2 separate regions of the Homo sapiens genome follow, and region 2 is linked to region 1. A link is an interaction called in ENCODE POLR2A ChIA-PET data of the cell type or tissue named here. Cell type or tissue: PC-9. All regions are shown on one strand. Links, peaks and the distances in the headings refer to the core of each region. The heading gives the core; the rest is flanking DNA.

What was found. Peaks named below come from ENCODE experiments on the same cell type or tissue, not always from the same donor. Only the 100,000 strongest peaks of a DNase experiment are listed, where the experiment ranks them.
Region 2: POLR2A ChIA-PET joins it to region 1 with 15 read pairs; 2 of 35 experiments call an interaction of 5 or more read pairs at or near these places.

Annotation. Positions count from the first base shown.
Region 1 is chr10:78,964,590-78,975,564 of GRCh38, reverse strand. The region is part of intron 5 of ZMIZ1-AS1 (ZMIZ1 antisense RNA 1); the gene reads left to right. Among named protein-coding and RNA genes, the nearest start is that of ZMIZ1-AS1, 97 kb to the left of the region's middle. RefSeq lists enhancers at 870-919, 2,474-3,405, 7,228-8,011, 8,018-8,517, 10,276-10,836 and silencers at 1,301-1,790, 1,961-2,030, 2,071-2,190. In PC-9, for the core only: no CTCF peak of the experiment used is centred there; DNase peaks (open chromatin) are centred at 1,874, 2,184 and 2,764; H3K4me3 peaks cover 984 bases; H3K27ac peaks cover 2,560 bases.
Region 2 is chr10:79,236,493-79,247,467 of GRCh38, reverse strand. The region is part of intron 7 of ZMIZ1 (zinc finger MIZ-type containing 1); the gene reads right to left. Among named protein-coding and RNA genes, the nearest start is that of PPIF, 110 kb to the left of the region's middle. RefSeq lists silencers at 107-176, 3,592-3,921, 4,312-4,601, 4,872-4,981, 5,032-5,171, enhancers at 1,472-1,551, 2,082-2,211, 2,382-2,461, 4,673-5,624, 6,665-7,292 and 6 more and cis regulatory regions at 2,238-2,738, 2,112-2,944, 3,336-3,836, 3,340-3,840, 4,236-4,736 and 3 more. In PC-9, for the core only: no CTCF peak of the experiment used is centred there; DNase peaks (open chromatin) are centred at 4,607, 5,177, 8,707 and 9,287; H3K4me3 peaks cover 1,135 bases; H3K27ac peaks cover 2,318 bases.

The DNA.
Region 1 (10,975 bases), core at 1,706-9,705:
AGGATCTTGGGAGAGGTGCCTGTATGGTTACTCTGCTGGGTGGTACATGGGAAAATCTCAAGACAAGAATCTTCAGGTTGAGTGAGAAGGGATGGGAAAAGGAGGCAGAGAAAGCAGAAGAAAACCAATATCCACGGGCACCTGCCGAGGGCCAGGCATTGCCCTGGGGACGGCCTCTTGAATTGGTCTCTCCTAACCCTCAAGACAACCCTGTGAGTTAGGAAGGAATTGTTCTTATGGGTCCAGTTTATTTGAAAACAATAGCACCATCAACATGAGCTAATGCTTAGTGCTGTCCTGAACAGTTTGCCTGGATTTTCCTAATGCACCCTCCTGAGCTCCCATTGAGGCTGGTGTCACTGTCTCCACTTTCCAATAACAAGTCTGAGGAAGCTGGGAAGTGTCAGTGCAGTGGCCAAGCTCGTGGACCCCGCAGCCAGCCTGCTGGGTTGGCTTCCCTGCTCACCAGCTGTGTGGCTTTCGGCAATTCCTTAACCTTTCTGGGCTCAGCTTCCTAACCTGGAAAAGAGGAGAGTAAAAGCACCTGCTTTGCAGGGTCGTGGTGAGGATTAAATGAGGGAATATATGGAAAGCACGCAGAACAGGCCCCTGCACCTAGTGGGCGCTGTGCAAGGGTGCGCTGCTGCTATAGTACTATTCCTGCCCCAGCTCACTTAGGAGAAGGCTTTGACCTGGAGCCTGGTGGGACCGACCCTCGCCTCTTCCCGGCTGACACTTTGCTCTCTGTGGTTCTGGACTTGCAGAGCCAGGCTGGGGAGGAAGGAGCTGTGTGACTCCCACCGGGCCTGCTCCTTTGCGGCAGGCATGTGACATATTGTGGCGTGATGTGTTTTCCCCTCATGGTGCAAGACGTGACTCAGAGGGGCATGCTGGGGAAATGAGTTTCTTGGATTTGCCCACCTCATCGCCCCTGCATTCTTTTGAATTTCTCTGAATCAGACTTTATATCTGGCTCTGCCATTCACCAGCCTTATTTATGCAGAAAACAGCCCCACATTTCCAACTTGCTCCACAGCAGTAAAGATTCATCTTTGGCCCGGGGAGGGTAGCAAAAGAGAGGAGGGAAGGGGAAAAAAAGGAAAAAGAAAGAAAAAGGAAGGAAGAAAGAAAGAGCCAGCAACAATCAAAACAACCTTTTTCTCCCTGTGTAATCTGGGCGGCTTCCAGGAGGATAATGTCTTTCCACCGTGGATCGCCCCCTCCCTCCCAGGCTGTTTTCACAGGAAGTAAACCCTGGAGCATTTTCAATGTGCCCCTCCAGGCAGAACAATGAGGCCCTTGAAGCCTCGGAACCCGCGCTTCCTCCAGTTATCCGGAGCCGCGCCGCTGAGGGGAGCCATCTCTGGGGAGGGGGCAGGGGGGAGGGGCGAGTCTGCAGGGCGTTGCGGAGCCGCACGAGGGAAGCCCATTAGTCAAATAATAGGTTTGGATCCGACTGTTTTGCCAAGGTACCCGGCATTTACCCGCTCCCCGATTGGGGGCGGGGAGCTGGGAGGAGGCAGCGAGGATCCAATTACGGCTGCTACTGCCCGGTCGCCGGGAGGTGGCGGCGGGCGGGCCGGGCCGGGCTGGGCCGGGCGGGGCCGGGAGGAGCGGGGATCGGGGATCGGGGATCGGGGATCGGGAGCGCAAGCCTCGGGCCGGCCGGCCTGGAAACACCGCGCCCCGGCCCCAGCCCCGGCCCTGCGCCCCGCGCGGGCTCCTCCCTCCCCACCGGCTCAGCTGCCTCATTGTTTATTGTGGAGCCTGCCTCTCCCCTGCCCGCCCGCCCTCCCGCTCCTTTCTCCCCTCCTCCCGAAAGAAAGAAGAGCCAGTGTGTGGAGAGAATGAGTCATGAATAAACAAACAGCGTGGGGGGAGCTGTCACTCTCAGCTCACTTCCTGGCCGCGCTCCGCTCCGCGACCTCCTGGCGGGGCGCAGAAGCCAGGCTGGCCGAGGTGGGCGGCGGCTGCTGGGGCTGCTGGGGCGCGCGGCCCAGCTCAGTCGGGCCCCTCCGCGGGGCGGGACTGGGCTGGGCTAGGGTGCTCAGGACCCCAGTTCCCAGGCCTGTCTTTGACCACAGCCCTCACAAGCCTCAGGGCCCTTAGAGTAAGCGAGCGTGACATGATGTCCCCAGACTTGTATGGCCGTGTGAGCCGAGGGCTGTGGGCCGGACCCTTGGGTTGGACAGAAGCCATCTGTCACAGACAGGCAGTGCATGCGGGACCTGCGGCGGGCTTGCGGCGCCTGTGTGGGCTCATCCTCTGGGAATGCCAGTGTGTGTCTGCTGAGTTGTGTAGGCGTGGCTTTTTCCGCGTGACACAGGGACACTGCGAGGATGTGTATATATGGCATGTGTGTCTTCTGCATATGGTGTTTGTCTGGAGTGGGGGTTACACGTGTGCTAGTGACCCGTGTGTGTGTGTCTGTTTGTGTTGTGTGGCCAATTTTCCTGACTCTGAATTTGCGTCTGCCACTTTAAGTTTTGAGATTCTTACTTTGTACTTGGCTTTTCTCTATTTAGTCCTTTTTCTTCTCTCTTGTGTGATCCTGTGGGTCATTTGGGGCCACCTCTCCCCTTTAGTGAGGCCCCAGGGCCCCAGCAGACCTCCAGGGCCCGGCCTGGCTGGCCTCAGCGTCCAGCCAGCTGTGGCCACACGCAGGCTGACAGTGCTGACTCATGCCTGGCCAGAGCTGAGTGTGACCAGCGCGCCCAGGCTGGGTGAGCCCCCACCGTGGGGAGGGCAAGGGCCCAGGCCAGCCCAGACCTTCTGGGGACTTGTGACCGCATGACATTAGAGGCAGGGGCAGGAGTAAGTCATTTCTTCTGGCTTCCCTGGCAACCACACAGCCTCACAGGGGTCCACCCCAGGGCCAGTGCTGACGGCTGGGCCTTCGGAAAGGCTAGTGTGACCAAGGCAAGGCTGTGACTCAAGCTACAGCTCAGGCCCCTGCTGCTTGGCTGGGTCTAGAACCTTCCCAGCTCTGGCCCTGCTCCCTCTCTATGGGCTGGCCCAGCTGCCAAAGCTTCCCAGTTCCAGGTTGGAGATTTGCATGCAGGGACAGACCCCCCTGAGGCTGAAGCAGGGCACACATTTGCTCCTTCCCCAGGATTGCTCACTCCTGCAGCCCCCCCAGCCAGGGCTTGCTTGCTGGACTTGGTCCCCTGGCACTGGAATCGTAGCCTTGGTTGTGACCCTGATCAGGGAGGCAGGCTCCAGGGCCACAGCAGGCCAACCCTGGCCACTTCCCAGTCTTTCCCATCCTTCGGGGGGGCAGGTAGTTGGGAAGATTAGGATCTACATAGGCTGGGAGGCAGGTGCATGTGGGGTCACAGCCTGGCTCCTTCATCTGCTAGCTTTATGACCTGGGGAAAGTCACATAACCTCTTTGAACCCCTTTTTCCTCTACTTTAAAATGTGCATAGTGACCCTTACTCCATGGAGAGGTTGCAAAAGTTAAAGAGAGAATGCCTATGAGCCCTGAGTATATGTCATGGAATGTACTTGTCATGGAATAGGGGCTCAGGAAAGGACAGTGTACTCTCTGTCTACCCCCAGCCCTGCCTTGAACCCTGATCTCAAGGCCCAGAATTTTGCCTGTCCAAGCCTGTTGGTCCATGACCCAGGGAAGTGCTGGATCCTGTGGACCTTGGCTGGGATTTGAAAACTCAGAAGCAGTCCTACACGGTACATAGGGGTCTCTGAGTCCCAGGGAAGCATGGGGTCTGGGCTGTCCATTAGAGGTAAGCTGGTCTAGGAAGGACAGCTGTGACAGCATCTTTCTGGATCTTTCCTTGTGGGGAGAAGCCTCCACCCCTCAGGTCATACTCTGGCTGTACCTGGGCTGGTCTCCATTTGAGGACAATTTTTTTTTTTTGAGACAGAGTCTTGATGGAGTGCAGGGATGCAATCTCAGTTCACTGCAACCTTGACCTCCTGGGCTCAAGAGAACCTCCCACCTCAGCCTCCCAAGCAACTGGGACTATAGGCATGTGCCACAATGCCCAGCTAATTTTTCTTTTTTTTTTTTTTGTGGAGATGGGGTCTCACTATGTTGCCCAGGCTTGCAGACAAATTTTGTTTGGCCTACGTGAGATTAAAAAAAAAAAAACCATTATTTACAAATGAAGGCATTTCACATGAAAGTGTGAATTTTCAATTTCCCTCAAATAACTGGGGAGTTTGGCCACACTGGGCTCACGTTTTTATGCGGCAACTGTGGGCTGGAGCTGAGCAGCAGAGGCCCCTACAGGCCGGGTGTATGTTCTCCAGTTTACCACAGTCTCCACTGCTCCCTATTGCACTGGTTCTCAAACTTGAGCATATGGGAAAATCCCTTGGAGGGCTTGTTAAAATACAGATTAGTGGACCCCACCCCAGAGTCTCTGCTTCAGTGGGTTTGGGGTGGGCCTGAGAATTTGCCTGAGAATTTCTGACAAGTTCTCGGGTGATACTGCTGCTGCTGGTTTAGGGCCCCATTTTGAGACCTACTGGGCCGCCTGATGCTGAGGCTGACTGGTCATCTCACTTGGCCTGTTACTTTTCTGTATAGTAGGGAAATATTTCTCTGTACACCCAACTCTAGCAAAAGTAGGAAAATTTAAAAGGACCGAGAATATCATTTGTTCTAGCAAAATGGAGAAGTATATATTTCTTTCTTTTTTTTTTTTTTTTTGAGACCGGAGTCTTACTCTGTTGCCCAGGCTGGAGTGCAGTGGTGTGATCCTGGCTCACTGCAACCTCTGCCTCCCGGGTTCAAGTGATTCTCCTGCCTCAGCCTCCTGAGTAGCTATGATTACAGACGTGCACCACCATGCCTGGCTAATTTTCGTATTTTTAGTAGAGATGGGGTTTCAGCATGTTGGCCAGGTTGGTCTCAAACTCCTGATATCAGATGATCTGCCCGCCTCGGCCTCCCGAAGTGCTGGGATAACAGGCGTGAGCCACCGTGCCCCGCCAAAAATATATATTTCTTTGGAGACAGAAAAGATATTCCCTTGTGGTTACTTGCAAACGATTTGCATATATGTCAGATAAACACAACTTCAGGAGCACAGGGAGGCCTGCCCTGAGCATGGCCTGAGGATATGCCACGTGGCCACTCTGTGCACTTGTTCCTTCACATGTCCACCTCACTCGTTGACTTTGTCTGCTTGACCCTGCAGGTGTTTTGAGTGTGTGACCCCGGCCAGCTACAGTTTATTAATTAATTGAACAACCATGATTTGAACCAGTTCTATTGCTGCACTGTGTTAGGATATGAAGACAGTGAATAAGACAGACCTAATCCCTACCCTCCTGAGGCTCCCAGACTATTGGGACAGACAGACAAAACAAATCGAACTAGTAGGTGAAAAAAGGAATTGCACGTTGTGATAACACATCAGGATGCTGAGATGGAGAATAACGGGTTATATGAGGACCTCTTTTAGTCTGGGTGGTCAAAGAAGCCTCTCTAAGGTTCCCATCCTATGAGGGGTGGGATTGGGAAGCAAATGAGATCCAGATCTCTAGAGATCTCACCCCGCTTCAAAGCCCAGCTTGCGTTCACCAAGCACAGGGAGCATCTTGACCTTCTGACCTGTGTGTGCGCGCTCTGACCTCAGCTCTGCCTGCTGCCCTGTACCTCAGGGCCAGCCACACAGAGCCTCTGTTGTTACTCAGTGGGTTCGTGAGGCTCCACGTGTGTTTGAGAGGCCACGCCGCACCCTGGCAGTTTACTTTGTCTCCCTGGACCTCAGAACCTTTAGGGCCATTTTGCCCTACGCTCACGTAGAGATGGGAAACTCAATCCAGTGCTTCTGGTGTTCCCCACTTCCCAGTCAGTCAAAGGGCAGGACTTTTCCTTTCTCTTAACTTTCCTCTGAGCCCAGCCCAAGGCTGAGCACAGAGCAGGGCATGGGACTGGGAGCTGACACTTCTCACATTTGCATCTCCTAAAATGGCTAAAGAATCTTGGCTGGTTACAGCAAACCAGTGGCACATCCTTCCTGTACTGTGCTTAACATCATTCATCAATCATGACCCTTTCCCGTTGAGCCCCCATATAGCATCAGAATCCTTCTCAACACAGGAAACTGATGCCAACGAATTGGAGTTGACTTCTGGGATTAAATTTAATATCAGGTGGGCCTCATCTGGCTTACTGACTAAGTAGAGACCTGAGGCATGGACCCAGGGTGGGATTTCAGGCACCTGAGCTAGGCGTGGAGGTAGGAGCCAGACTGGCCTGTCAGCTAGAGAAAAAAGAGCTATGGGAGGTTGACAGGCAGTGGGCCAGGATGAATTCTGATCAGAGTGTCCCTATGAATGAGGAAGCAAAGGGTATGAGGCAGTGAGGCAGAAGTGAGGACCTAAGACGGAACTGGGATTGGGGTGGGAGGTGGGTCTGGCCAGGGATGCCTGAGGGCTGGCAACGGGCTTCTTCAGCTCTGCTGAGTAGGGACATGAGGGAGCAGAGCCTGCTGAGACCCACCCTCCTGCCCCACCCAGGCTGCAGTGCTATCCTCCGAAAAGGCTACAACAGCCCCCACCCTAAGTTGCAAGTGAAGATAGCTTAGGGCACTTTGGAGGGACTCTTTTCTAAGCAAAAGAAGCTTTTATGGAAATTAAATTATGGATATTTGTATTCCAGGAACATCAATATATTTAACAGAGCTGAGGCCATTAGGAGAATGCATAGAGATACCGATGGTCCCGAGTTCCCAGAGAACTGTCTGAATGTCTTGTAGCCCTGCTCTGCACAGAGGTCTGGCCAAGGAGTTGGCCTGGCTCCTAGGGCTCCAGACCTCAGGACTGAAAGTTAGCAAGGTGAAACAAACACAAGGGCTTCCCTGCCTCCCCTGGCCAGCTCCCAGGCCCTGGTATGCCTTCCCTCTGCTCCTGGCCCCATTACCCAGCTCTGGGATGGGGCAGGGTGTGGGTGCAGCTCTGCACACCGGCCTCTCCGTGAGGATGGCCTGCACATGTTGTCTGTTCGCTCACTTTCCCATCTGTGTCCCAGAGCTGAGTGAGCACACCCTCGTGGAGTGCCATCCAGGTCCTGGGTCTTCTATCTCACTCCCCTGGGCCTCAGTTTCTTCATCTGTTAAATGGGAATGTGAACCTCATGAGATGGGTAAGATTTTGAGGATTCAGTGGAACAGCTAGCACCCACAGCACTTCACACACTGAGCCAAAGGGAAGGTTACGTCTTCGTACTGTGCCCTTTGGGCTGTGTTGAGTCCTGGGTCTGGTCCACGATGGGCCTTGGGCAGTTCTGGAGCTAGGGCTTTGGTAGCCCCTGAGAATTAGGGACACTCCAGCTGCTGGGCAGGTCTCACTATTCCCCTACTGCCCCTGGTGCGCCCTGCTGCCATGCCTTTGCTTCTCTGAGCTCCATACTTGGAGCTCCCTTCCCTGCTCCATTTCACTTCATCCAAAGTCCTCGTGGTTCAGTGCCAGGGCCACTTCCCCTGGGAGGTGTTGTCTGGGGAGGCCTCTTGCTCTCCCCAGGCCCTCACTCCTTGCAGGATCCACAGTTCACATACTGGTGACTGGGAAGGCTGAGGCAACCACACTTTCCGCAGGCTGTAGGGGCAGGTGAGGGGCTGCGGCTCTGGGGCATGTCCTTGCTGGACAGGTGAGCAGCTCCAAAGCTGTTGGGGGAGATGCCTGTCCCTCACCCTGTCTGGGAGGGGTGTGGGATGCTCGCCACTGGGCAAGGGAACACATGTGGGAGTCCCCGCTCACTTTCCTGCATGTGGGCTGTGGGCAGGGATAGACCTGGCCTCTTCCCTCCATGACCTTTCCTCCTAAGCTTCAGCATCAGGTGCCAGGCTTTGAAGGCTGGAAATGCACAGCGCATGGTGCGGGGTCTGGATCTGCACCCCAACTGGATGGGTAGGGTCTGGGGTGATTTGGCCTCTTGGAGTTTCAATTTCCTCAGTTGTAAAATGGGATGCCTTATTCCATCTCTTAAGGTTATTATGAAAATTACAGGTGTCAACAAGACTGCTCTCTCCTGCCTCAGCTTCTGTCTGCCTAGAATGTTTTTCCCTTCCTGGTTGCCTAGATAGCTCTTATTCATTCTTCAGAAGATCTGGGATCAGTGTTACTTCCTCTAGGAAGTCCTCCTTGGTTCTGAGTTCCAGACAGGTTCCCACACTGGTAGAATCCTGGTCTCTTCTGTGTTTCTTATCTATATGTGAGTCTCTATTTAGAGATGGCGCCCCCCCTCCGCCTCAGTAGACTGTGAACTCCATGAGGGCAGGGGCTGTGTCTGCTTCATTCCCCATCATGTCCTTGTACCCGCCTAGGACCCAGAACTTCAAAGGCAACTGGGGAGTATTTGCTAAGTAAATAACAAATTTGAAGTGCCTCATGCCAAGTTAGGATCCCTAAAATAGCAGCTCTTATTAAATGTTGCCCCCAGAGGCCACGTAACCACTCCTCATTTCAGGCCGTCAGTGGGACGTTATATTGCCAGGAAGTTCGGCATCTGGCCTATGCCAGTCCACCTGCCCTGGGGAAGTGCCCACCCATGCTGCGCTTTGCTGTCCTCTCAGCCCCTGGTGCAGGGAGGGCAGGAGAAGAGCCAGGTGAGGTGTGCCTGAGGCCTGAGCCCCCAGTGCTGGTCTCTGTCTGAAGTTCAGCCCTCTGTGCTAGGCCTCCTGGGATCCCTCATGGGCAGGAGGGCAGATGGGAAGTCTGAATCTGAGCACAGCTGGCTAGCTTGCTCGCTGGATAGACAGGCCTTGGCTGCCCCTAAGACCACAGCTAACAGGGTGGTTCTGTGCTCACTGAGGTCACCGGGCTCAGCCCGGGATTCTGGGGTCATTGTCTGTACTTCTCAAGCTTCTGAATCCATTCTCAAGCTTCTGAATCTCCTTGGGCTTCTGAATCCACTTCTGACCACAGATGTGGTGCTCATGTCCCCTTATGAAGCCATCCAGGTCCTGGGTCTTCTATCTCACTCCCCTGGGCCTCCGTTTCTTCATCTGTTAAATGGGAATGTGAACCTCATGAGATGGGTGGGATTTTAAGGATTCAGTGGAACAACTAGCACCCACAGCACTTCACAGTACGTAAAAGCCTGTCCCATCTGTTTTCCTGACAGAATGCAGAGCTCCTTCCCTGGCGGAGCTGGAGACAGATGGGCACTGGGAAGGTGAGATACTCACACAAGAAAGTTCAGAGTGCTGTGGCGTGGGTGCAGCTCAGGCGGGGATGGGCAGCACTCATGTGGATGCGACGTATATGGGGTCCTTTGTGATACAGCCCAGTGGTGGTACCGCGGTCTAGGGTGGACAGACAACTGACAGCAAGTTCTGCTGAATTCTTGGGGGAGACAGTGTCTGGAGCAGTGGTCTCTGCAAGGCCACAGCTTACCTGGCCCTCTCAAATCAGTCACTAGTGTCTAGGGGGTCCCTGAGTGTCAAGAATAACCAGCCTTGGAAATCCTTTGCCCTGGGCCCTGTTCTACTCAGGGAAGGGCCTGCATGGCCTGAGGGCTGGACACACTCGAGAGGGGACACACCTGCTTGTCTGCTCACATGTTCACACATGTACACATGTGTGTACACATGTACATATATACTCTGGATTGACCCCCTCACTTGCATGGACCTGAGTGTCTCATGTCTTTTTCTATGTAGGACACATGGAAAAATGATTCCCAAGCAATTTCCAGGAAGAATATTCTATCTAGTTCCCTCTCACCTCCCACTACCTCCATTTTATAAACTGGGAAACTGAGGCCAGAGAGGGTAAGTGGTTTGCCCAGGGTCCCACAGCAGGAGCAGCAAGTGTGACACCAGGGTGTCCTAACCTGTGTCTGGGACGTCCCAGCCAGGTGACTTCTATCTTGCCAGGGAGTGTGTTACAGCGAGCTCTCCTCAGCTCAGCAACCCCGTTTTACAGATGGGCAAAACCGACCTGGCCATGATCTCATCCAAAGGGCACCCATGTCTCGATCACGCAGAGTCGAGACTCAGGCTCTGAGTGGGAGCCCTGGGCTATGGGTTTTGCCCCACATTGCTGGGAAGTTCCAGGGGTGTAGCTGCTGCCAGGAGAGCTCATTCAGATTGTAACTTACAAATGAAAAGGGAATTTAATAAACAGGGTTCCATGCAGGAGCCCGGGGCCAGCCTTTCCCTGCAGCCACCCACCTGCGGCTGCCTGCCCCAAGGGCCCTCCCCACCAGCTTGGGGCCCCTGTGGCCGGCCAGCAGCCCTGCCTGGGCCTCCTCCCCGCCCTGCCCCCAGTGCTGCTGACACAGGCTCCTTCCTGGCCTCTCACCTCCACAGCCCTCTCCCGCCCTCCCGCTGGCCGGCTGCAGTAACAAGATGCCCTTTGTGTGTGCTGGCAGGGGAGGGGGCTGCGGGCAGGCTCCTGCGTGGCTTCTTGCTGCTGAGTCACAGCTCCCTGCCAGGCTCTGGGAACAGAGTCGCAGGTGACTGGCCAGACGGCACAGAGCCCAAGATCTTGGAGATGACCTCAGACAACCCCTTCCTTGCACGGGAGGGGACGTCGAGTCTCAGAGAGGGGAAGGGGCTGCTGCATGCTTTTCTGGGGGCAAACATCAAGATTGGGCACCTCTTCCTGCAGGTTAAGGGCTCTCAGGCTGGTCCTGTTGTCATAGTAGAGTCCTACTTCTCTCCAGAACAGCCTGAGTGTGTCTGTGTGTCCACATGCATGTGCACACATGCTCACTCATGTCTGTGTTCACGTGTGAGCATCAGGGGTTCAACCGTGTGAGTGTGTCCTTGCGTGAGGCTGTGTGTAAGTGTGTTTGCCCTTCTAGGTCTCCCATGCCTTCTCCCAGAGACACACACGCCTGTTCTCAATGGCATATCTCCTTCCATCTGCTTCTTAGTGCTTACCTGAGCTTCTCCTTGCCCACTGCAGGAGGCACCAGCCCAGGCAAGTGAGTGCCTGTGATGGGCAGCTCATTACCTGACAAGTCACCCCCAGAAACCCAAGGTAGGGTGTC
Region 2 (10,975 bases), core at 1,466-9,465, 270 kb before region 1:
GCTTGGCCCACCCAGGGGTCCTCACGCCCAGTACTCTGGGTGATGGGGGTAGCTCCCAGCTCTGTGCATCAGTTTGGAAAGGCACACAGCCCATCAGATCCTGGGGAACAAGGACACTGTGAGCTTCCCCGAGGGACTCACTATGGGTCCTGGAAGGGCTCCCCGGAAAGGCCTCATCAGTGCCCCGCCCCTGACCATTTTCTCCCTCTAGAGGACTGGAAACCTGAGAGTGTCGCCAAAGGTCCTCGCATCCCTCAAGCTGCCCTGATGGGCCTTGAAGAACCCTCTTTCTGGTGTGCGGGGGTCCCTGCAGAAAGCCACCGCATTTTCAGACCTCCCACTTCAGTCAGGTCAGGGCCATGGGAGCTGGAGGCGGCAGCAAGGCCTGCTGCTGGGGGAGTGGGCACCTCAGGACACAGGGACAAGGCCACAGGAAGCTAACCCTCACCTCAGGGCTGGAGCAGGAAACCAGGCAGCAGGCACAATGAAATCATAAACCACACGTTCCCACTGGGAGACTGGGATTTGCAGTGGGCTGGGAGAGGGCATTGGCTCCATCCATGGCCTCTCCTGCCATGTGACCTTGGGGCAGGAAGTCCCTTCGGCCCTCCGGCCAGTGGGCTGGCCTTCCTTCCCTGCCTGTGGTGTCTGGCCAGGGAGCTCCCTGGGAAGCTGGAAGTGCTTCGAGGGTGGAGGCCTTGTTTTTCCCTTTGCAGGCTCCCTCGTGAGGCAGCTGCTGCTCTGCCAGGCCCTGGGAGAGTTTCCTCCTGCAGCCGAGGCTTGGGGAAGGAGGGCGAGGGAGGCCCAGCAGATGCTCTGTGACACGGTGTGGCGGGGCAAGAGCAAGGGTGAGGTGCACTCTGTACCAGTCAAAGGTCCCGAAATCCTTCTCCCTGCTGGGTTCGGGCCTGTACCCCTCTCTCTGAGGTGGTGCTAAGGATCCCAGCCACAGGCCCCACTGAGGAGTTCCTTCCCCATGGAGGAGCCAGCCTCTCCCGAGGGACCCATGCCGCATCGCTCAAGGTAAACACCTCCCTTGCCCAGAGAGCCTCGCGCCCGCTCCTTCCAGCTCTGCCAGCACAGAACTCTCTGTTCCTGAGGACCCGAGGCTGAGCTGGCGCTCCCGCCCGATCAATGGATGACTTCACAGGGACTGACGCCTACTGGCACCAAGACTGTCCCTCAGGGAGGTCTGAGGCTGCTCCTGGGACCGCTGCCCACTCGTGCCCCCTGGCTGACCTCTGCTGGATGACAGAGTGCTGGCCAAGGGGTTGGAGACCTGGGACTCATGCCACCCTCTTGCTGGATGACCTTGGGCAAAAGTGAACCTCAGTTTTCTCCTGTGTTAAATGGGAATGCCTGGCTGGTCTACTCCTTCCCCGCAGCAGGCTGCCACAAAACAAATGCTAGAGAAACAGGAGGTCTCTTTATCTAACAGACTCGCCTGCACTGTTACACTTGTGGGCTCTGAGCTAGTGTCCTCACTGCACCTCTGTCTTAAGTCTATCCTCCTGGACAGCGCTGTCTGTCGTCCATGGAGCTTCCTGTTGTGGTGGACATGTTCTAGAGTCTGAGCTGCCCAACAAGGCGGCTACCAGCCTTCGGTGGCTACTGAGTGCTTGAATGTGGTTAGTGCCAAGGATAAGCTTAACTCATCCCTTTAATTAATTGAAATTCACAAACAGCCACATGTGGCCAGTGGCTACTGTACTGAATGGCGTCATCTTAGACCCAGCTCAGTCACTCCTTACTCCCTGGGGCAACATTCAGGAAGCCCCGGGCAGGACTTCCGCAGAACCTCTGTGGAAGCACCTTTCTCCCTCTAGCTGCCTGACTCCAGACTAGGGACTCATCTCAGAGTTCCCAGGGACTGCATGGACTGGGTGCTCAACCAATGCAGACTGAGATCTGGAAGTGCTCTTTCAATCCCTCTGCCCCCCGACCCCGTCCCAACTCCAATGGGGAAAACACACCCAACCAGCCTTCCACTCGTGCCATCATCATTCAGCAGCCACTGGGCACCCACCATCCGCCAGGCACCACAGTTGGCACTGGGGCATACGGTGATGAGAAACACGTGGTCCCTGCCTTCAGGGAGCCCACTGGCATCAAGGTCTTGCTCCTGTTGGAGCCAGGCCTGGCCTCCTACATCCCCAACTGGATGATCTCGGGCACATCAGTTTTCCCATCTGAAACTGGGGCTCAAAAGTCCCTGAGCGCACAGGCTGTGATGAGAATCAAGAGGCATGAGAGAGGCACAGGGGCTCTGAGCCAGGGGAGGGCTGTGCAGGGCAGTGGAGGCAGCCTTATGTAGCGAGGTGTAAACTCTGTGCAGGCTGCGCTTCCGGTAAAGACCTAGATTCTCACCAAAGCATCGCCGTTTGGTGGTTTCTCACTAAGGAAGTTCAGGATAAAAATAGCTCAGAAGGGGACTTGAATCCAGCTAGTTGGAGGGTAGTCACTGCCTGGCTTATACACAAAAAAAGGGGAAAGGCTTGTTAGGAGCCACGTGGACTCCAAGAGTCACCCTTCCACGCAACCCCTGGGACAGGGCCTTTCCTCCATAGCAGATGGGAGATAAGCTTCAGGCCCAGAGCCCCATAACTGGGGGAGCCGGAGCCCCCACGTAACATCTGGGGTCACCCTGACTTCAGGATGGCACGGCCTTTTCACCCCAACTCACTCCTCAGCCAGATTTCTGACTCTCAGCCTGATTTCTCTCCTCAGCCCAATTTCTGTGGCCACTCTCAAAGATGGGCCAATGAGAAGCACACTGGCACCAACTCCATGCCACCTGCCACACAAAGCCTTCCTGCTGGAAGAGCCATCAGCCCTGCTCAACACTCATCTGGCAGTCTCGCCTGATGGTCAAGGGCGAAGGGACTGGGTCCCCACTGCAGGAATGACAGTCTCCTGAAACCCGTCTAAAGAAGTGCCAGCTGACCTCTCCTAGTTTCCCCCCAGAGGGCTTCTCGACCCAGGAACTGGTACCTATCTGGTGCCCACCGCACCATGGCTTGGCTTCGAAGACACCAATACCAAAACCACATGCTCAGGACCCCAGGCAGCCTCCTCTTAGTCCCTATCAAGGGGCTCTTTCTCCAAGGTCTTGTACAAGGTCCTCACAACCAGGCATCTCCTGAAAGGCTGCTTCCTGCCCTCTGGTGCAAATCCACCTCTCTCCTCTAGCCAGCTTGCCAGCAAACACTTGTCAGAAGTCTATTCGGCACCCACCACCTTTGCGAAGGGCACCCTGCCGCAATGGTGGCATCACCAGTGCCCGTGGGGTCTCTACGCGCTGGAGGCATCAGGGCTGCATTCTGACAAAGGAGCAGCTTGAAGTCGAGGACCCTCAGGCGCTGCCTCCGAAGGCATCCTGGCCGATTCTTATTTTTGCAGCGTGAGCCGACTGAGCACAGAGCCTCGTAAAATGTCTGCTGGAGAGCCAACACTTCACCTTCAGGGACCTGGGTGGGGGCGCACTCTGCCCCGTGGCCCCAAAGAGAAATGAAGGCCCCGTCTGTGGGCACACAAAACCGGCCCGGTGCACGCCGGTGCCACTCTCGCGGCCAAGCCTGGGGCTGACACCATGCAGCACACGGCGCTACCCACAATGCACCGGCCCTCCTCTGTCACACACAGGCACGCACACTCACCCCCGCGCCCGGAGGGAGCCCAGGGCCCGGCCCGTGGGCGCCCAGGCGCCGACCCCTCCGACCCCGCACTTACCTAGAAGTTGCACCGGTCGCGATCCCGCCCTGGCGCCCTCGGGGGCTTGGGGCCCGGCCGGCGGCGGCCGCGGCGAGCGACTCCGGGTAGGATTCAGCCAGCGCCGAACAAAGGCTGCGCGCAGGCAGCGGGCGCCGCCTGCATCCCCGCTCCGCGCCCCGGCGGCGGCGGCGGCGCGGGGGCCCGGGCGGGTCCGGCGCCCGCTCGCTCCGCGCTGCCCGCTCCGAGGGCGCTCCGGCTCCCGCGCTCCCGCTCGCTGCTGCCCGCCACCGCCGCCGCCGTCCGGCTACCGCACCGCACACATCAATTATTCATCGCCCGTCTCCAGCTTCCCGGGCGAAGCCAATCATAGGCGGAGGCTCCGCTAATGGGGCCGCCGCCGCCGCCGCCGAGGAGGCAGCCAGCCGCGCGCCCGGGCGCAAGCGACAGCTCTCCAGGGACGGGGATGGGCCGGGGGCGCGCGGGGGGCGGGGGCGCACGGGGCGCGCCGGAGAAACTTCCCACGGCCCGCGCTCTGCGCCGCGCTCGCGGACCCTGCGGGCGTGACCACCCACCCTGCGTGTGCCCGCGTGGGGCTGGGGGCTCCGGGGGAGGCCAGGCCAGCCGCGGCGGGGGGAGGGGAGGGAGGAGGAGGAGGAGCGCGGGAGGAAGATGAAAGGCGAGCAGACCTGCCTTGGCGTCTCCAGGGAGCCCCGGCTCGCGCGCGCCCTCCCCGCCCCGCGAGCCTCGCCGTCCGCACCCCGCCCCCCAGCCCGCCGCCCGCACTCACTCGCGCGCGCAGACCGTCAGCCCAGCCACTTCGCTGCGAGGGAGCGCGAGCGAGTATGAATCGGAGGCAGCTCACATTTCAAACTTGCACGCAGGGGTGGTGCTGGTGCACGCCGCTGCCGAGCGAACGCACGACCCGACGAGCAGCACTCCAGCCTCCGGGCGGGGGCGGCGACGAGGCCCCTTTCCTTCCCCCGCCCAGGCAATTAATTGGAAGCAACACTTGTGCGAGTGGGGCTCCCGGAGCGCTGTCGCCCGAGGAGGCCGCCGGGAAGGCGCTGGCGGTGGATGACTTCGGGTGTCTCCCGCCCCCCAGCGAATCCTCCCAAGTGGGCATGCTAATGAGGGTCCACGGCGGGGAGGGGGTGGAGGAGGGAGCTGAACTGGAGGGGGCCTCGGCCGGGGGGAGGGGAGGGGAGGGGAGGGGAGGGCGGGGCTAGGCATCCAGATTAAATCTCGGTTTAAAGGATTTTCGGAACGGGCTACGGGGTGGAGAAGGTAGGCGGCCCGGCATCTTACTTCCCTGACCCTGGGTGCCCTGGCACCCCCGGGATTCCCCGAGCGAGGGGCCCAGGACAGGGTGAACACGCGCACGTACGCTCCCGCTCCCCGACTTCGGGGAGTTCCTGTGACCAGGAGCTGGCGGCAGGAGGGAAGCCGGGGGCGGCTGCGCGCGGCCCTGCCCCGCCCCGGGAGCTGCTGCCTTCCTGACATTGCATCCTGTGGTGGCCGAGGCCTCTTCCTTCCAGCCAGTCTGTCGCAAGGGCTCCGGGCTTTCAGCGCTTGCTCACCCCCCACCTCTCTGCCCCTTAGACACCCCTGGAAGCCCACCTGCTGTCCCACCTCCAGAGATCTTCGCCCCTTCCTCTTTCGTGGGCACTCCCTGTCATCATTACCCCCTCGGGAGAAACTGTATTTTATAGCTCCCTCCCCCAGCCCCACCCACCTGCCTGTGAAAGTTGCTTGTGTGGTGACCTAACTGCCCCAAACACTTAGGAAGGTAAGTGAGTCCCCATCATTCATCCCCAAAGAAGGGCAGCCATGACTGTCTTTAAAATCTCCTCTGTATTGGACTGCCGTGCCCTGCTGCCCTGGCCAACACCGGGAGCTGACCAGGTTCACTGGCCTTTGAGGTGACATCTCCTGACTCCATCCCCTCTTCTCAGCCTCAGCCTCTGGCTGGCCCCTAAACCTTCCTGCCGGCCCTGGAAGTTGCTGGGACAAATCACTTATCTAGAAATAATGTTCTTGCTCCTTGTTTGACATAAATCGTTAGCAGGCTCTAATCCCACCCACTGCCACTTGAAATATCGCTTTCAGGATGGCATTTGAAAATGCAGTTGTCATGGGCTTTCCCTCCGAGAAGCTGGTTAAATGGATTAATTCGTACTTCATAACTTGAGCCTTTTGGACACGAACTAGCTTCCTGCAAGAGAAATTAATTGGCATCCCCTTACTGGCAGGCCAACCCCAGGGCAGCCAGGGGAAGGACTTCCCTTCAGCTTTGCACAAATTCCAGGCTCTGCTTATCCTCACCTCCATCTCATCTCCTTGTAGGTTATTATGGCTTCTTTGGGGACAGTCATTTACTCACTGAGACATTCACTGGGGCCCTGCCCTCCCAAGCAGCACCGCAGGCAGGGGTCCAGTGAAGACTCGCCCATCTCCCCACTGCAGATCCTCCAGATGACTGACCTACTCTAAAGCCCACTGCTCAGCAAATGACACCCAGAAAACAGATGTGGTGGGACAATATGGCTCACGTGTTCCAAGAGAACACTGAGATGGATGTACCTAAGATCTGGTTTCTACTGTTAATCTGGTTTTTAACAATGTCAACACTTGGACCTCCATTATCCAGAATCCAAAGAGCCACTATCTGAAATAACCAGAACACAAACCCTTCCCCATTCTGTGCAATGGCAGTTCACTATTCTAATCTGATCCTTAGTGCTTTCTGAGCCACCAAAGACCCGCATGTTTGGGACTTCCAAATTCATTTTTGAGATATCCTATATGTGTTGGTACCATGTGGCCAGCCCCAGGAGCTGAGTTCAGCAAAACCACTTTGGTAGGTTGAGCCAGAATTTGGACTGGAATTGAGCAGAGGTTTATACCAGAGGGGGACAGACCTGGTGGCATTGCCCAGGAAACTTCAATAAAGACAACCTGCCAGTCTCCCTACCCCATCTCCCTGTTCTCCCAGGTACCCACTCTGGTAAGTCATAGGGTGGGGCTGGAGAAGAGAATTAATATACGCTCCTCCGGCTTGAGACCAGAGATTTTAGACTTTCCCCAGGTAAGCAAAAAAAAAAAAAAAAAAAAAAAAAAAGATAAATACTCTTCACTAGATTTACGTAATTAGGAAAACAAATTGTTTTCAAGCATCCATTCACCAGACTGCACGGGAGGCCTTCAGGCCAAAGCTGGGGTTTTCAGATGCTAATTTCAAGGCTCTCTCTGGCCCACTTGGTTAGCAAACTCTTTCTAGTTACACGCCTCCGGTCTACAGAAATACGGGCACTCCAACCAGTCTCTGCTTCAGAGGGCCTTCTCCACTTGTTCCGAGTTCCAACTCCACTTCTCCAACTTCCAAAGATTTGCTCAAAAGCCTGGGGCCCAAAGCAGCCCGCTCCACCCCCTTGATAAGGATCTACAGCAAAGAGGCCGCAGACAAAGGCGCTCTCCACCTCAGCTCACAGGCACTTGGTGAGCTCTCTGAGTGACCTCGGCAAGGGGGGCATAGCCCCAGGGGAATGACTTGGGAGAGAGAAGAAAGGAAGAAGAAAGGGCGAGCTGCAGCCCCCGCGCTGCGGCTCCTTGATGAATGCCCGCCAGCGCTTGGGAGGCCTGACGCGAGGATCAATAGCGGGTGGCTTTTCTCGCGGGTGTTTGAACTCCTCCTGCCGTGGGCCCTGGCGAGGAGGAGCCGCCGATAAATCACGGCGCTGCAGCCGGGAAGGCAGTGGTGGCTTGCTCGGGAGAGCAAGGGGAGGGAGGATGCTTTACCCAGCTGGAGGAGCCTGCCATGCGGAGCCTGCCTCTGCAAGACCAACTGGGTGGGGTTGGGGTGGGGGCGGGTGGGGACCCTTCCAGTCAAGCTGGGGGCGCAGACAGGGGCCTTCTCCAGGGCTCCCCTGTTTACCCACAGAGGGATGGGCTTCCTGGATCCTGTCCCAGCATTACCCAGTAAAAAGAATCAAGCCACCTAGGATGTAGGTCACCCAGGGGTCAAAGTGGTTCTGGGCTGGGTCACCTCCTGTATAAGGCTTTGCATAGTGGGAGGCCTGGGGGCTGAGAGGCCACTAGCAAGGAAAGACAAGCATACAAAAGCCAGGCTCCCTCTGACCGCTTAGAGGGAGAACAATGAAGCCAGGGACGGCTCTGCTGGGTGCTGGGTTCTGAGACACAGAGCTCTTCTTCAGGCAGGGTCTGCTGATTCAGCAGGGCTGAGCAAGGATCCTATGACTCGGAGATGTCACCCATGCGGGCGTAGGCGCTCAGAGGGAGGGTGAGGTGGACAAGGAGGCCCCAGCCACGTGTCCACGTGAGAGTGACAGGCATGAGCTCAGGCCCTGGGAGCTGCCTGGGCCATCCACCTTCACATCCCTGGTCCTTCTCAGGACACGTGGGAGTGTAGAGCATAGAGTGGGCATTCAACAAATGGATGCACACATACCGGGGACCTGGCATGGAGCAGCTATCACACAGCCAGCTCAGTTGCCCAAGGAAGGCTCAAACAGCAGCCCTGGGGCATGAGACAACTCAGGGGCTCTGCCTCCAGAGACCCCTTCCTGGGGCTTCTGCCAACCTCTGAGGGGTCAGGGCATAAACTCTCATGTGTCTTTATGACACTGTTCTCTCTGTCCCCACTCCCTTTCCCCCCTCATCCTGGTCAACCTCCTCAGGTCTTCACTTAGTCTTTAAGATGAAAGGGACAGTTGCGGTTGAGCTCCTGGCCAATGCAGGCATCCCCACCAGACCTCAGAACCCCTCCTGTGTCCACACACGGGGTCACAGAGCTAGGGGCCCAAGCAGGATCCTGGCCTCTGCTCTCCTGGTGTAATAAGCAGCTCATGGTTACTGAGAGCTTGCTGGTTGGCAGGCACACTTCCAGGCATTTTCCAAGTATTAACAATCCTCACCACCAGACCTTTCTGACAGGAGCTATTTCCACTGTACAGAAACTAAAACAGAGGCGCAGGGAGGTTTAGACAATTTGCCCAAGGGTTTAAATGACTTGGCAATCCAGTTCAAAAGTATGCATTGATAACCATCACATATTCCCAAGGTGGGAGTCTAGGATCCAGAGAAGGAAGGTGACCTCCAGGTCACACAGTCAATTAGAGCTGTGATGAGAGCTCATGCCCCCAACTCCGTTTTATATTCTTTCCCTCATACCACATTACAAATACTGAAATAGTTCTTGCTTCATTGTGTTTCTTTTTAGAGTTTAGCATCTATGCATTTGTAAGCATTTGTGTGACATTTTGAGTTTGCTGGGGCTCCACCTGAGTGGGGGACAGGGACACGATGCACAGTGAGACCTCCATGCCTCTTAGCCTCCTGCCACTCTACCCCGCTCCCCTTCCTGGGCGTATCCTCCAGCAGGGCCACTCATCCTGGACCCAGGCTGCATTCCCAGAAGTCTGCATTTGGCTTCCACCCAAATCCTATAATCGTTTCATTTTGAAAACAATACCACCCGGTGCCCCACACCTCCACTCAGTACCTCCGAGAAGTTCTACAAGGGCAAGGTTACTGGGGTTCCAGGAAAGCATCCTGCCAGGCTAGAGGAGAAGAGAGGATTCTGAGGGGAGGGGGCACGTGAACCAGACACAAAATGATCATTCAGAGGAGCCTGCTCAGCTACCTGCTCAGCCCCAGGCTACCGAGCGGGGAGGGGGCAAGCGGGGAGCCGGTAGGGCTTGGGGCTGCCCCCAGGGCTAGGGCGGAGACAGGAAGGAACTGGCCATGCTCTCCTGGCTAACTGAGGCGCTGCAGAGGGAAGGGAGGAGCCTGGATTTGGAGGCTGAGGCTCAGGAAACAAGTTCTGACTAGCTGGTGGCCCTGACGAGCTGTTAGGCTTTCAGAGCCTCGACCTCCTCCTTTGTAAAACAAGGGTGAGACCACCTAACACCAGGTCCTAGGAAAGACCAATTGAGAAGCCATGGTGTTAGGGAGTGAACTGTGTCCCCACAAAAAATGTTGAACTCCTAACCCCCAGAACCTGTGAATGTGTCTTTATTTGGAAGGAAGTAGGGCCTTTGCAGATGACCACGTTAAGATGAGGTCATTAGGGTGGGCCCTAATCCATCAGAACTAGTGTCCTTATAAAAAGAAGTTTAGACACAGAGACATGCATGCAGGGACAATGCCACGTGAAGACTGAAGTTATGTTGCCACAAGCCAAGAAACTACCAGAAGCGAGGAGAGAACCTTGGAGAAGATCCTTCCCTAGAGCCTTCTGAGGGACCTTGGCCCTACTGACACCTTCCTCTGGGCTTTTAGGTCTCCAGAACTGTGAGACAGTGAATCGCTATTGTGTAAGCCACCCGCTGTGTGGCACTTTGTTATGGCAGCCTTAGCAAACTAAAATGGAGGATCCGTTAAAACCTAAGTCACAAAACATTCTTCTGCTTAAGACCCTTCCTCATGTTGCTCTGGCCCCGTTGGTGTAAAATGCAAGTCCTTGTGGCTGAGCCCCCCGCGTGACCCAGCCTCCAGTCTCCGTCATCTCTCTGACCTCATTTCCCTCCAGTCCCCCTCGGCTTACTCTGGTCCAGCCTCGATGCCCTTCTAGCTGTGAATGCACCCGATGCACCTCCAGGGTTCTGCCAGGAATGCTCTTCTCCAGGTGGCCCTGGCTCCATCCCCACATCCCCGCATCCTGCAGGCTTTCCCTCGGGGGACCCCTTGACTGGGGAGCCCCCGCCACCACACTGACCACAACTCAGCCCCCTCTGACATGCCTGTGAGTCTCCTGACGTGGCTTTGTCCTTAGCATTGTTGGCTGGTGTATTTCAATTATTTACCTTGTTTAATGCTGTCTCCCTCACTAAAAGGCAAGCTCCATGTCAACTGGGACTTTAGTCTGTTTTGGATGTGTTATATTGACAGTATCTAAAATATGCCAGGCAGATGCTTTATAAATATTAGCTGTATGAATGAAACAAGGACCAGCTGCCTGAATGAATGAGTGAACCAAGAATGATTGAATGCACAGTGAACAATCACAGCCTCTAAGGGTGTGTGGTGGCCCTGCTGCCCTGCCCGGAGCCTAGGTCTCTGACCTGCTTCCTAGAACGTGGGTTGTTTCTCAGGGGCAGGCAGCCTGTTCAGACAGGAAGCTCAGGCTGGTTAACAAAGGGGCTGCTGGAGGTGGTGGGGAGCGCGCCACCCAGGTCTCTAATGAATCTCTTCCCATTGATTTCTGGAGTCGCCTTTGAAGGGAAGAGACGGCAACGGCAGCTCGAAT